Regions from separate parts of the Homo sapiens genome. Here region 2 is linked to region 1. The links are chromatin contacts, found by Hi-C or POLR2A ChIA-PET in ENCODE. All regions are on one chromosome and are shown on one strand. Each heading gives the region's core, a stretch centred on a gene start or an enhancer-like site at or near the end of the contact. The rest is flanking DNA. Distances are from core to core; before and after follow the strand shown.

Region 1 (6,965 bases), core at 2,267-4,766:
GGAGACAGTATTTAAAAAAATATCATGGGTACGTAATTTATGTCAGACTATTACTTAAATAGTTTCTTGGAAAACGTAAGTTGAATTTAAGCCAACAATCAGTTTTAAATAATTTAAAAAATAACCCTTGCACTTAACTATTGGAAATAGCAGCCAGAAAAGTTTAGAAGCAAAAATTACAAAGATTAATCATTCTCCCACCTTTACTTCTGACATGTGCTGGGATTGCTACTCCTTTATAGTCAGTTTCCCACCTGTAAAAGGCATTGTATGTGTAATCCACAGACTTCCAGGGCTGGAATGTGGAGTTGCAAGTAGGCATTAATACACTCTGAGAATAGAAAGATTTTGGTTTCAGAATTCTAATTATTCCAGTTCTTCTACTCTCTGTTCTGCAGGACACCCTAGCTCCTGCTTCCCAATATATACTCAATATACAACATCCTCCAAAGCTATAGAAACTAAGAACGAAAGTCTATTATTAATTGACTGCTACGTCGATAATTTGTTTTGTTTTCTTCCCAACAGCAGTCAAAAGGAAATGCCATGAAAATATTAAAAATTGATGTATATCTTTAGGAGAGAAGATGCAACATGTAGCAAGAACCAAAAAATCTACTTATTGCCCTTTGACCTACTAATTATTCTTCTGGGAAATGACCAAGCACAGACATATAGTAAAAAAGAAAAAAAATGGAAACAAACTTAAAGTGTCCAATAATTAGAGAATGGTTAAGGAACCCAGAATCATAAATTGACAAAATATTATGCAGTCATTTAAGAGGATATGGAAAAAACTATGAAAATACATGACAAAATTATATACAATAATGTTAAGTACATTGTATATGTATGTATTGATTACAAAAATGCAAAACCTATGTTATAAAATATTGAGGAGAAGAACTCAAAAGACATATAAGCGTGTCTGGTTTACATTGCATGTGGTGTTTCTTTTGAGCAGAGGGTTTTTTGGGATGATTTTTGAAATAGCAAAAATGCTGCTAGGATTAACTTATCACTTAAGCTTTCTCTCTTTCTCTTTCTTTTTAAATATGGCCCCTAAAGATGACCTGCACCTTGTACTTGCCCATTTTATCTCTTTTTATGTCCCCGAGGAAGTGTTTTTTTCTCCTAATAAACATTACGAACCTATTTATTCAATAAATGAATTTACAATTTTAGACAGTTACTCACTCTTTGATGCGCCCATGAATTTCCTTTCGCCAAAATTCATGATTACTTAGAGAAGAAATACTCCCTCTTTTCTTCCATGAATGAGCTGCTCTGCCTTTAGCATTGTCTGACATCATCATAACCTATGGAAGAAGACTTTTGTAAAATAGCAAAAGAAAGATCCGGAAACATTTTAGTTAGTATAACAGGGACTAATCTCAAAGTACACAGATAGTTTTCCTACCATTTTTGAACAGGAAAGTGGGGTTTCCTCAAGAGCAATATATAGAATTTGTTGTTATTCTGATCAGTGAAACTGGAACTATGATAACTCTGAAAATGCTTATTTATGCAATAGTATAATTATTTACATAAGCAGATATTAAGCTATAGCAAAAATGCTTAGCTGATGAAGACGGAGGTCATTGACAAAAGATATGCATGTATAGCAGAAAGATGCTATCCTACATCAGAAACCAATATTTGTATTGCCCCCCAAATGTAACCATAATACAACTTTGCTAATTAATATTTGCTGTCACTGTTATATTTTATTTTTGAGACAGGGTCTTGTTCTGTCACCCAGGTTGGAGTGCAGTGGCATGATCATGGCTCACTACTGCCCCAAACACCTGGGCTCAAGCGTTCCTCCCAACTCAGCCACCTGAGTAGCTGGGACTGCAGGTGTATGCCATCAAGCTGGGCTAATTTTTAATTTTTTGTAGAGATAGGGTCTATGTTGCCCAGGCTGGTCTTGAACTCCTGGGATCAAGCAATCCTGCTTCAGCCTCCCAAAGTGCTGGGATTACAGGCATGAGCCACTCTACCTGGCCTATTTTATTATTTTAGAGACAGGATCTAGCTCTTGTTACCCAGGCTGGAGTGCAGTGGCATGATCATAGCTCACCGTAACTTCAAACTCCTGGGCTCAAGCGGTCCACCCACCTCAGCCTCCCTAGTAGCTAGGACTACAGGCCTGCACCACCATGCCTAGCTAATTTTTAAACATTTTTGTAGAGACAAGATCTTTCTGTGTTGCCCAGGCTGGCCTTAATCTCCTGGCCTTAAGTGATCCTCCTGCCTTGGCCTCCCAAAGTGCTGGAATTACAGGCATCAACCACTGTGCCTGACCCACCATGACTTTAAAAAATAAAATTAGGGGTAGGGAGCTAGAAAATAAATAAATAAATAAAAATTAAAATTAACCTTGCTTTCCCAAAGATTTTTTGTTGTTTGTTTTGTTTTCTCGAGCAACATTTACATAGTTTGTAAAGAGCAAATAGGACTTAACTTTTAAATAAATAATTTATTGGAAAACTCCCTCCTTCCTACTAATACTTGTTAAAAAGCTGGTAGTAGCAATGGACTTCCCAGAACTTGGACTATAACTCTAATAATGCCCTCATTGTCTACCTACAAATTTAAGTATTCATTTAAATTATTTCATAATCTATAAATGTGAGAGCCCCGATAAGGAAATACTGTGCTAGACACCAAAGCATAAAAATAGAAGAGAATCCATGCCTTCAAGGAGCTGGCAGTTGAGTAGGTAGGGCACACAAGAACATACCCTAAAACCCAGTGGCATCAATGTCAGAGCAGAGGTGCTGTGTGTGGGTGAGGCAGGCAGCGTGGTGTGTGTGTGCACGTGAGTGTGAGCGTCCTTGAGTGTGTACCTGTGAGTGTGCATCTCTGTGTGTGCAGGTGCCTGTGTGTATAAGTGTGTCTGTGTTCGTGTGTACGAAGGTGAGTGTGTTTATGAGTGTGGAAAGACACACAGCCTGATTAGGTGGGTCATTCAGGTTTTGCTGCAAAGCCACATAGACCCATCTCGGCCTCAGCTGTTTCCAAAGCTGCCCTGCAGGCCGCCCCCTCCCCAAGAAAGGCCAGAGTTGGGACCTGGAGGTCCTCATGGGTGCGGCCAGCCACAGGAAGACCGCCCCGGGTCAGGGGATGACCTTGCTGGCCGGCTCTGCGTTGGCCATCACTCTTGAAGCCCAGCCCCCAGCCATGCAATGGGGCAGGGGACGAACCGTTGGGACCGACTTTCAGTTCCCAAATTTGGGATCATTTTTTCTTATGTGTTGGGGAGAGGAGGAATAAGGTGGCGGAGAGATCGGGGCCAAGTAGGGCCATTTCTCAACAAAGGGCCGATCCCTTGCCCCCTATCCTTCCTTTGGGGTCCAGACGCGCTGCAGAGAGAGGCGACCCTACCTGCAGCAGGGAGGCTTCGCCCGGAGCCTCCCAGACCTCCGGCACTGCAGACACTGCGCGCGGCGCGGCTCCCGCGTCCCAGGCTTCATTCAGCCGGCGGCCGCCCGCGCACTCTCCCTGGACTCTGAGGCCGGTCTCCAGGGTGACCTCAAACAGAGCCCTCGGCCCTCCCCGGCCGGACTTGGCCGCTGAGTGGCCCTCTGAGCTGCCCTAAGGATGTAGAGGATCTCATCTTCACTGCCCACTGGGGGTCACTCTGAGCCGGGCTGCGTCCTGGGTTGGCGGCGAGCTGGAGGGGAACTGGTTCATTGTGTAGCGAGGAAGACATTTGGGACTAAAGACATTTGCACCCCTAGGGCCCCTCATCAAGTTCCTTTTCCCGCAGACATCAGGGGCAGGAGTGGGAAGTGCTGCGGTTTCCTAGCACAGGAAATCCGAAGCGCAAAGACAAAGTAAAGTAGCCCTGCCCTTTTCCCGGCTCCTAACGCTGCTTCGCACGTTCCCCCTCCAAGGCACAGGCGGTGGAATGTGGAGGTAAATGAGCACTTACATTGGCCAGATACCCCAGATACCGACAAACATTGGGATTTAGTCGTCCCAATAACTCTGTCAAGAAAGGAATGTTTTCCCTTTAAAGGATTTGGAAAATTGAGATTCTAAAATGTTAAATAATATGCCCAAGGCCCCTGAAACTCATGGTCTTAACTCCAATGTGTTACAAACCGGGCTGGGTTCCTTCGCTTTCCTTAACAAGACTCTTCTGAGCCTGTTAATGTCTAAGAAGCTTTGAAATGAGGCTGTTTGGGGTTGAGGACCTACCTGCTGGTATGAATGGGCTTTTCCTCTTCTTCAGCGACTATCCCCAGCCTAAGCCTGGTTTGGGCCTCCCCAAACCAAAAGCAAACAAAATAAACACTATAGGGACCCTCCTGTAGTGGGCAATCATTGGAAGCAGAAACAAGATGCCTCCAAGCATCTAGCCAAGGGCATGGCTCTTGATGAGTGTCCTGCTGGAATTAGCATTAGCTGACAGTAATACATTGGGATTCCGGTGGAGCACAGTGTTAGGATAGTGTTGGAAGAAGAGAAATAGATATTTTTGCCCATCCCAATCTCTACTCACAGAAAGATAAGAACAGGAAAGGATTGTTGATTGAATATCTACTATGGACTAGATAGGAACTGCTAGGTGATGAATAAACATTATCTCATTGAATTTGTTCAGTGACTATGACATAGGGGACATTACTCTATTTTTTTTTAAGATAAGGAAATGTAGAATCGTTGAGTAACATGCTCAAGTCGATATTTAAATCACAGAGCTGAAATTTGTCTAACTCTTAACCCTTGACCTTTGACAGACCTTTGGCCCACCATCCCTACCCTAAACATGGAATGAAGTTTTCCAGAAATGCGGGTAAAATTTTAAGAGGCTGACAGCAAAAGATATTCACAATTCAATTTATTTTCATATTTTTCATTTATTTTCCAGAAAAAGAAATCACATTTCAGTAACAACTTACATATAGAATTAAACTTTGTTCTGGAATGGGAGCCCTAGTTGCAGTAACGTGTCATAATAAATAATTGCATATTCAGGATTTTGTGAAATAGGTGATTGGGAAAATTATGAACAAAAAACATTTACAAAAATTATTATTTACAAAGAGTGATATCCATACTATTTCTAACTTATAAGGCAAGTAATGTTAAGATGGTCTCATGATTATCTTCAACAAGTCAATTACACACTTTCCTGTCACCATTGCCCAGCAGAGAGCTTTGCTGCAATTCTGTGAAGGAGCAAGTAAGTCTTCGCTTCCGTTGTTGGTTTTCTCTTGAGCACAGCATAGAAGCAGTAAAGCTTTCATTACAGACTAAGCAGTAATGGCTGTCAGAAAAAAGTATACTCTTTTGAAATAGACGTGTAGGAAAAAGGCTGGGAATCAACATTTTGACTAAATTTTGAAAGTATCTTGAGTATTTTAATTCACAGTTTTGTAAGTATTTTATGCCCAAGGTATTTTTGTGAAATTATGTACTTAGTACAAGATTAAAAAGAAATTTAGTGTATTTTTGCTACATAGATCAAAGAGAGCTCTAAATAAAGGCTACCACCAAATCAAATTACACACAGCATTTTCCTTAATTGACAGGATTTCATTACCTATAGAAACACAGCAAAATCTTTCTGAGATTCCTAGATTCTTGCATTGTTCAAGTTTAAAAAAAATCAATGCCTTACATGGCCACTTAGTAAGAATGAAAATTAATATCCGAGTATTTAATTCATATGATCTTTTACTATACAAGTGAAAAACAAACAAAAACTCTTTTTAATCGAAAACAATAGTGTTCAAACAGCTTAAAAAGCCAGCTGTATACATTACTGCTTGGCCTGTGGTGAAGCTCTGTTCATAGATAAGATTAATATATCATCATATCAACACTTGGCTTTTTCAAGAAAAATTATTCAGCAGCAATTTTCCAATTCCCCTTAGACAGAGAGGAAAGAGACACACACACACACACACACACACACACACACCCCCACACACACACAGAGAAAGAGAGAGAGAGAGAGAGAGAATATGAATTAGATAGGAGCCAATCTCTTTCATGTATGTCCATTTAACAAAGCAAGAACTAAATTCTGACCTGAAAAATCAACACAGCTATATGAATTATCATTCTAGCAACTTGAAAAGGGAAAAAAATCTGACTTTGGATCTTGGGACAGTGGTTCTTGTGATAGTTACTTGTTGTATGATTTAAAATACCTTAGAGTGATGGTGAATGAATAACATCAAGCATTTACTTTGCGAGAAAAAAAATTCATAAAAGTAATGTAAAACTGAATGAGCGAGATGGAATTAACATTTGTATGATATACTCATTCAATGGAACGTTTAAAAATTATAAATGGCTTATGATCTATCAGGCTGATTCACAAACTCTGGATGGATTAAAAACTGAACTATCTTTAGAGAAATGTAAAGTGATTCAGTTTGATTCTTTTCTATATGATAACAGACAATTTAACCAGGAAGTTTTTAAAGAAACTTCGTTAATTTGGTATAAAAGTAACTGATTGGCAAAGTAAAGCAAAGCAAAAAAAGAAAAAAAAACAGCAAAAAAAAAACCCTATGAAATGCTCATTAAAAGAGTATAGAATCTCACAAAATCTGTGCTAAACAGTGCACTGCTCTTAGCTTTCCCCAAAGTGTTTTTAATATAATTTCTGACAAGCTGATGTAAAAATACTGTCAACATTGATCTATCATGATTCAGTTTCCTAAAGCTGTTTAGTAAAACGTTACTGGAGATTATTCACTGGCATTAATTCCACACGGCAAAGAATTGGAAACATCTTCAACAGATAGGGGTCTGATATGCTGGTCATAGGTGCAAGCCTTAAAAATAATACAAAAATTAAAATAATTTTATTGTTTTGTTTTGAATATTTTAGATGATAAAGTTAAATTCACTAAGAGATACTAATGAAATTTAAAATAGATAACAATTCATTTGAAATGACAGGAATTCTCTTAAAATTAAAACAAAATTCCAGAAGC
Region 2 (6,965 bases), core at 3,103-5,602, 510 kb before region 1:
TGGGTTGAATCTATTAATATCATTTATTGTGTTTGCAAAGTGCTTCTGTTTTTTTGTTCTTTGTTTTTCTTACATTAGAATTGCTTTTCTTCATTGCTCTGGGCTTCAGCAGCCTCCCTCCTGTTCTTCAAAGAGTTCTGCATGGGCTGCCTCTATTCAATCAAATGGAATCTCCAAAGTAACACATTGAATGGGATGTGCAACGAATACTAAAAAAAGAATGAATCTGCAAATACTTAGCAGCTGGCAGTTTCTTAAAATCCTAATCTCTTCATTTGGTGAAACAGAAGTGATTTCCAATTTCAGCAACTAAGATAAAATAAATCTTCTATATTGAACCGCAAAATAAAATAAATGCTAAACTTTGTTTAAATGTAGATAAGACTGGGTGCAGTGGCTCATGCCTGTAATCTCAGCACTTTGGGAGGCTGAGGTAGGAGGATCTCTTGAGTCTAAGAGTTTGAGACCGACCTGGGCAACATGGAGAAACCCCATCCCTACAAAAAAATATATTTTAAAAATCTAGATAAGAAGAGATTTGCAATAAGTATCACAGCAACCGTTATCAAATGAATATCAAATTTTGCATGTTTACTATGAGATCCTGAACACTAAAATGAAAGATCAGGAGTATGACAGGAATTTAGGGTTGTGCTATTTAATAGTTGGACAAAAACACTTCTGCACTACCTAAGAGTGCATGCTTTTAGAGTTTTCTAGTCCTGTTTCCTCGCCTCTTTTTCACTCCACTTAGTCCACTGACATTTTCTGCCTCTCCTCTCAGGTACCTAGTATTCCTATTCTTACTGTATCAAAATTCCTCCAGTGCCTACTTCATGCTAAGCACTCTGCCAGTGCTTTCTTCTTCTTCTTTTTTTTTCTTGACACAGGATCTTGCTCTGTTGCACAGGCTGAAGTGCAGTGGCCCATCTCAGCTCACTGCAACCTCTGCCTCCCAGGCTGAAGCAGTCCTCCCACCTCAGCCTCCTGAGTAGCTGGGACTATAGGCACACACCACCACACCTGGCTAATTTTTTGTAGAGATTGGGTTTTGCCATGTTGCCCAGGCTGGTCTCAATGTACTGAGCTCAAGTGATCCACTGGCCTTGGCCTCCCACAGTGCTGGGATTACAGGCATGAGCCACTCTGACTAGCCTGCCAGTGTTTCCAAATGTTATTTAATTTAATGTTCTCAACGAATGGCCAGAGGAAGATATTAATAGGATCTTTTTTAAGGAAAAAGAAACTGAATCCTCCTGGTTAAGGGTTTGCTGGAAACCACATAGCCAGGGTCTGAGAAAGGTGGATTCTTTTTATTTATTTATTTTTGAGACAGAGTTTTGCTCTGTCGCCCAGGCTGGGGTGCAATGGTGCGATCTCGGCTCACTGCAACCTCCGCCTCGCCGGTTCAAATGATTCTCCTGCCTCATCCTCCCTAGTAGCTGGGATTACAGGCGTGTGCCACCATGCCCAACTAATTTTTTGTATTTTTAGTAGAGACAGGGTTTCACCATGTTGGCCAGACTACTCTCAAACTCCTCACCTCAGGTGATCTGCCCGCCTCAGCCCCGCAAAGTACTGGGATTACAGGTGTGAGCTACCGCATCCAGCCAGAAAGGTAGATTCTAATCTGATCTGTGTCTTCTAATGCCCACTGTTCTCCCATTGCTTAATATCACCGTATGTTAGGCTGTTCTTGCATTGCTATAAAGAAATATCTAACCATCCTTTTCTTGGGGTTGCACTACTGTCTAATGAGTGCATAATGAGGGCAGTATTGCTAACGCCTATACAATGCACCTGCATCAACTAGAACTTTGCTTTACCTTGGTACAATTTTTGGAAAAATGAAAAACCTCTTTTCCATGAAATTGAAAAAAAATGTTTTTGAAAAGGAAGAAAAAAAAGAAATACCTGAGGCTGGGTAATTTATAAAGAAAGGAGGTTTAATTGGCTCACAGTTCTGCAGGCTATACATGAAGCATGGCACTGGTAGCTGCTTTGCTTCTGGTGAAGCTTTGGGCTGCTTACAATCATGGTGGACGGTGAAGCAGGAGCAGGCATCTCACACAGGGAGAGCAGAAGCAAGAGAGAGAGAAGGGAAAGGTGCTACACACTTTTAAACAACCAGCTCTCTTGAGAACTCACTTACTACAAAAGAGATGGTGCTAAGTCATTCCTGAGAGATCTGCCCCTGTGATCCAGTCACCTGTCACCAGGCCCAACCTCCATCCAATACTGAGGATTACAATTCAATATAAGATTAGATGGGGACAACGTTCAGACTATATTACACCACTACATGTTCTAGCGTAAATACATATTTTACTAATGTTAAATCAAATGTATAATAGATCATTGGTTTGGACTGAGCTCCTGTACTAGGCCCAACAGACAAAACCAAACTGGAGTCAGTCATGCTGAAGTTCCACACTAACCTGCTGAAACTAAGATCTTTATCTGACCTTTCAACAAATCAGGACACAGAGATAACAGCCAAATCCCTAAACAGGCCAGTTTTCGCCAGCGTGATAAGAAAGTTCCTTAAATCAACCTCCTCTGCTCAGCTCATCAGAACACTCACTCTGTTTTATAGTATGAGGTGTTGTCCGATTCTAGAATTGCAAATAAAAGACAATTAAAATTTTTTAAAAATATTTTTAAAATTCTTTATTCTTTTTAATAGTGATAGGGTCTCACTATATTGCCCAGGCTGGCCTTGAATTCCCAAGCTCAAGCAATCCTCCCACCTCAGCCTCCCAAAGTTTTGGGATTACAGGCATGAGCCAAAGCACCTGACCTCAATTAAGATCTTTTTTTTTTTTTGAGATGGAGTCTCGCTCTGTTGCCCAGGCTGGAGTGCAATGGTGCAATTTTGGCCTACTGCAACCTCCGCCTCCTAGGTTCAAGCAATTCTCTTGTCTCAGCCTCCTGAGTAGCTGGGATTACAGGCACGTGCCACCATTCCCAGCTAATTTTTGTATTTTTAGTAGAGAAGGGGTTTCAGCATGTTGGCCAGGCTGGTCTCGAACTCCTGACCTCAGGTGATCCACCTACCTTGGCCTCCCAAAGTGCTGGAATTACAGGCTTGAGCCACAGCACCCGGCCCCACATAAGATCTTTGAACTAAATTTGTTGTGATTTTGTCTTTTGACACTAAACATGATACCCAGTCTAGAAGTCATAAAGAAAAATGGCAACAGATTGACTGCATACAATTTTAAAACTTTTGTTTGGCAAAAGAAAACATGAAGATAAAAAAATAACACACAGGCTGGGAAAACGTATTTAGAACATATATAACAGAAAAGATTTATATTAAGCACTCCTGCAAATGACTAAGACTATAACCAACAACTCAGTAGAAAAATGACCAAATAATATAACAAAGGTGAACCAAAAAATAAGAAATACAAAAAAGCAATAAACAAATAAAATATTCAACCTCATCTTCTAAAAAAATGCAAACAAGATACCCATCAGGTTGGCAAACATTTTACGTACTAATAATATTGGCAAACTCTTTTTAGAGAAATAATTGGTAATACTTACCAAAATCTAATTTTTTTTTTTTGAGACAGGGTCTTGGTATGTTGTGAAGCTGGTGTTGGACTCCTGGGCTCAAGCAGTCCTCCTACTTCAGCTTCCCAAGTAGCTGGGATCACAGGAGCACACCACCACACCTGGCTGCAAAATGTAAATGATTTTATCTTCCTTTCTGTCTCTTGGCCCAGCAATTCCACATTTAGGTATCTGTCCCTGACAACCTAACACACAAAATTCTTATATGTGTATAAACATATGTACAAGAGGAATTATTAAAGGAATAGGTGTACTAGTGAAAAATTGGAAATAACCTAAATGTTCATTAATAGATTAGGTTAATATATTATTGAAATTTATTCTATAGATTATTAGGGCAATTGTTTAAAAGAATAAGGTAAAGCTACATATAATGACATGTGAAGATTTCTGAGACATATTGTTAGGTTAAAAATAGCATGTCATAGGACAATATCATATTTTATCATTTAAATAAAAATACTAGGAAAAACCTCATAATTTGCTGAGAGTCATTACCTTTGATGATGGGGTAGGAGTGGGAAAAAAAGGAGTGAATAGCAACTGTCACTTTTCACTCCATTTACACTGGTATTCCTTTGATTTTTAAAAAGTGTGTTTTCATGAATTACTGTGTAGTTCAGAAATAAAAATGCATTCCCTTTATTTTACTGTTGCATTCTTTCTCTCTTGCTCTCCTCTAATACAATTCTCAGACAGGATGTGAACAGAAAGAAAACAGTAACGTTTATTGACTTCCGTACCTCACACTTGTGTTCCAGTGTTTGGCTATTTATGATTTCCTTCCTGTGCTCTGACAGTCTCTAATTTTAGGTATGCCTTTATGGTTAGAAACAGCATTTTGTTTTGCTTGAATTTTTAAACCAACAATCTCAGGAAAGAGTTATGCTTCTGTAACACTGTTGTTTAGGGTTCCCCCCCAACCCCGTCTCATAAAAGTAGCCCAGAATACTTTTACTACCCCAGACAAAAATGGACCATTTAAGAATAAGTTCCTAATCTGTTGCTAAATGCTAATTATGAGAATTAGATAATAACTTGTATTCCTGAAAATAATCATAATGGGAATGCATCTTCAGGAAATTGATGGGAATTCTGGATCTAAAAGGTGCAGTGTGGTTATCTTAAGTTGAAAAGTGAAATTAGCAAAATGGCTAAGAAAGCCTTAACATAAAACATTAATTGGGGTTTAATGATGTAATCTTAGCAGTAGGAAAGACACATAATAACATTCTGTCAAACCTTTGTTAGACTTTCTTGTAATTTTGTCTTAACTACAGCATCGAAGAAAGTTGTGTACAATTCATTTTATGAATCAGAACCCAATTATGTTATATTGTTTTCATTCTTTTACCCAAGAGAGATTCATAAGTTGTTTTTAATCACTTCTTTTATTTTAAACCAATAGTGTCTGCCAAATGGGTAATATTTCCCATTAAAACATTATCTTCTATAATTGGTATAATTGCTTCATAAAGAGATAAACCACAGCATAATTCCAGAGTCTTTGGGTTTATAAAATCTAATTATGTTCACAACACAGTATTTTATTCTTAGTGATCTTAAAAAGAACATAAACTTGAACAAAGCCCAGACATTTATGGTAAAGTAATTGGGAGAAGCAAGTTAATTATTGTGAATAGAACTGCCTCTATTAGCAGCCTCTGAGAGAAAGCCCTTTTTGCAGTCATTAATCTCAGTATAGGAAGGTTTGGTTTTGGTCCCCTGAGCCTGCGTTGATAGCCTGTGGCTAAAGTGCAGAGTAAGGTTCAGTTCTAAAGCACAGGCTTCTCAAGGTTGGTCCAGCATCCCAGTCTCCTAAGTATAGAAGAGCACAGCTCCTAGCCTCAGCTTTTCATGTTGCTTCAGAGGCAAGGGCGGAGAAGAGAGAGGGAGAAGCAGAGGGCACAGGTATGACCTCCAAGGTCTGTTTCAACAGGAGATTTGCTTTCATCCGTTTTACATTTAAGGATTCTACAACAGATTGCTTTTTTTTTTTTTTGCGATGGAGTCTCGCTCTGTTGCCTAGGCTGGAGTGCAGTGGCACAATCTTGGCTCACTGCAACCTCCACCTCCTGGGTTAGGCACCGCCATGCCCAGATAAGTTTTGTATTTTTAGTCGAGATTGGGTTGCATCATGTTGGCCAGGCTGGTCTCAAACTCCAGACCTCAAGTGATCTGCCCACCTCAGCCTCCCAAAGTGTTGAAATTACAGGCGTGAGCCACTGTGCCTAGCCAACAGATTGCATTTGGAGAAAGAGAATCAATTGCTAAAATTAATTTTTGAAAACTTTTGCTCAATGCCATAGTCATGTGCTGTCTCTATGTCAAAGGGAGAATGACTAAATATAAGAATTAGCCACTCAAGGGAACACACTGGAAGGCCAAACAGCAACCCACATTACCTGAAAACCACACCTTAAAAACTCATAAGCCTCTCTTCAATACTATTTATAACTAAAAAGAAATCCTAATTTTAGTCTGGGTGCAGTGGTTCATGCCTATAATTCCCAGTACTTTGAGAGGCCAAGGTGGAAGGATTGCTTGAGCCCAGGAGTTTGAGTCCAGGCCTGGGCAAAATGATGAGACTCTGTCTCTACAAAAAATTTAAAATATAGCTGGGTATGGTGATGTGCACTTGCTACTCAGGAGGCTGGGATAGGGGAATTGCTTGGGCCTGGGAGGTTGAGGCTGTGGTGAGCTGTGATTGTGCACCAGCCTGGGTGACCTGTTAAAAAAAAAAAAAAAAAAAAGGAAAGAAATTCCAATTAAACACACACACGCACACACACGTACACACCTGCACACGTACCAAGCAAACATCCCTAAACTGTACTTGACTTGCACCTCCTCCTTGGTTTTTATGTAAGAAAAGGGAGGGAGAGGGAGAGAAAGATACTAGAGCAGGAGGAAACGATATTCCTTAGTCAGCATTAGTGTTGTCCAGAACTATGACACTCCATTTTGCTTCAGCATTCCTAAGTATCAACCTGCCTTTCTTTGTATTTCTCTTCCCTTCCTCCCTCTGATTGATACCTTGAGAGGCTTTTTCTCTCTTCTTCCTTCCCCTTTACCCATACCAAGAAGCAGGACATGCCCCTTTAGGAATCAGCGACTTAAAAGATTGTGAGACTCAGAGAAAGAAAGTTAATAATAGACACAAGAGCTAGATAGAAAGATGAATAGGTATGCACTTGTCCTCAGAATCTGCAGAAAATTCTGGCTTAAGAAGGTTAAGATGGGAGGTGGGGAGTGGTCAGGGTGGAAGATAATCAGTGGCAAGTTGTACGGGAGGGAAAGAAGTAAAGACATTAGCCACTCAAGGCTTTCTCTATAGAAGGATTTGTCAGTGGCAAGCTGGCTCTTACCTGAGACTCAGATGA

The links. Hi-C counts contacts between places; a loop is a spot of excess contacts on that map. ChIA-PET counts read pairs that join two places held with the same protein, here RNA polymerase II (POLR2A). Pooled maps may share reads with other maps.
Region 2: POLR2A ChIA-PET joins it to region 1 with 10 read pairs in H1. The contact joins the enhancer-like site here to the promoter of DYNLT5 in region 1. A Hi-C loop is called at or near these places in 1 of 168 maps with a recorded cell type or tissue (naive thymus-derived CD4-positive, alpha-beta T cell) and 6 of 50 pooled maps. POLR2A ChIA-PET finds 5 or more read pairs at or near these places in 1 of 52 experiments (H1).

The regions. Positions count from the first base shown.
Region 1 is chr1:66,749,010-66,755,974 of GRCh38, reverse strand. DYNLT5 (dynein light chain Tctex-type family member 5) reads right to left here and starts at 3,516. Exons shown (of 5, transcript NM_152665.3): 1 at 3,391-3,516; 2 at 1,198-1,319. The coding sequence starts at 1,316. SGIP1 (SH3GL interacting endocytic adaptor 1) reads right to left here. Exons shown (of 25, transcript NM_032291.4): 25 at 4,836-6,965.
Region 2 is chr1:67,262,483-67,269,447 of GRCh38, reverse strand. It overlaps a transcript of IL23R not described here and the pseudogene RNU4ATAC4P. Among named protein-coding and RNA genes, the nearest start is that of IL12RB2, 42 kb to the left of the region's middle. RefSeq lists an enhancer at 4,293-4,392. Within about 2 kb of position 4,352, at least 4 of the 41 ENCODE cell types and tissues checked have a DNase peak (open chromatin) inside an H3K27ac peak, as active enhancers do.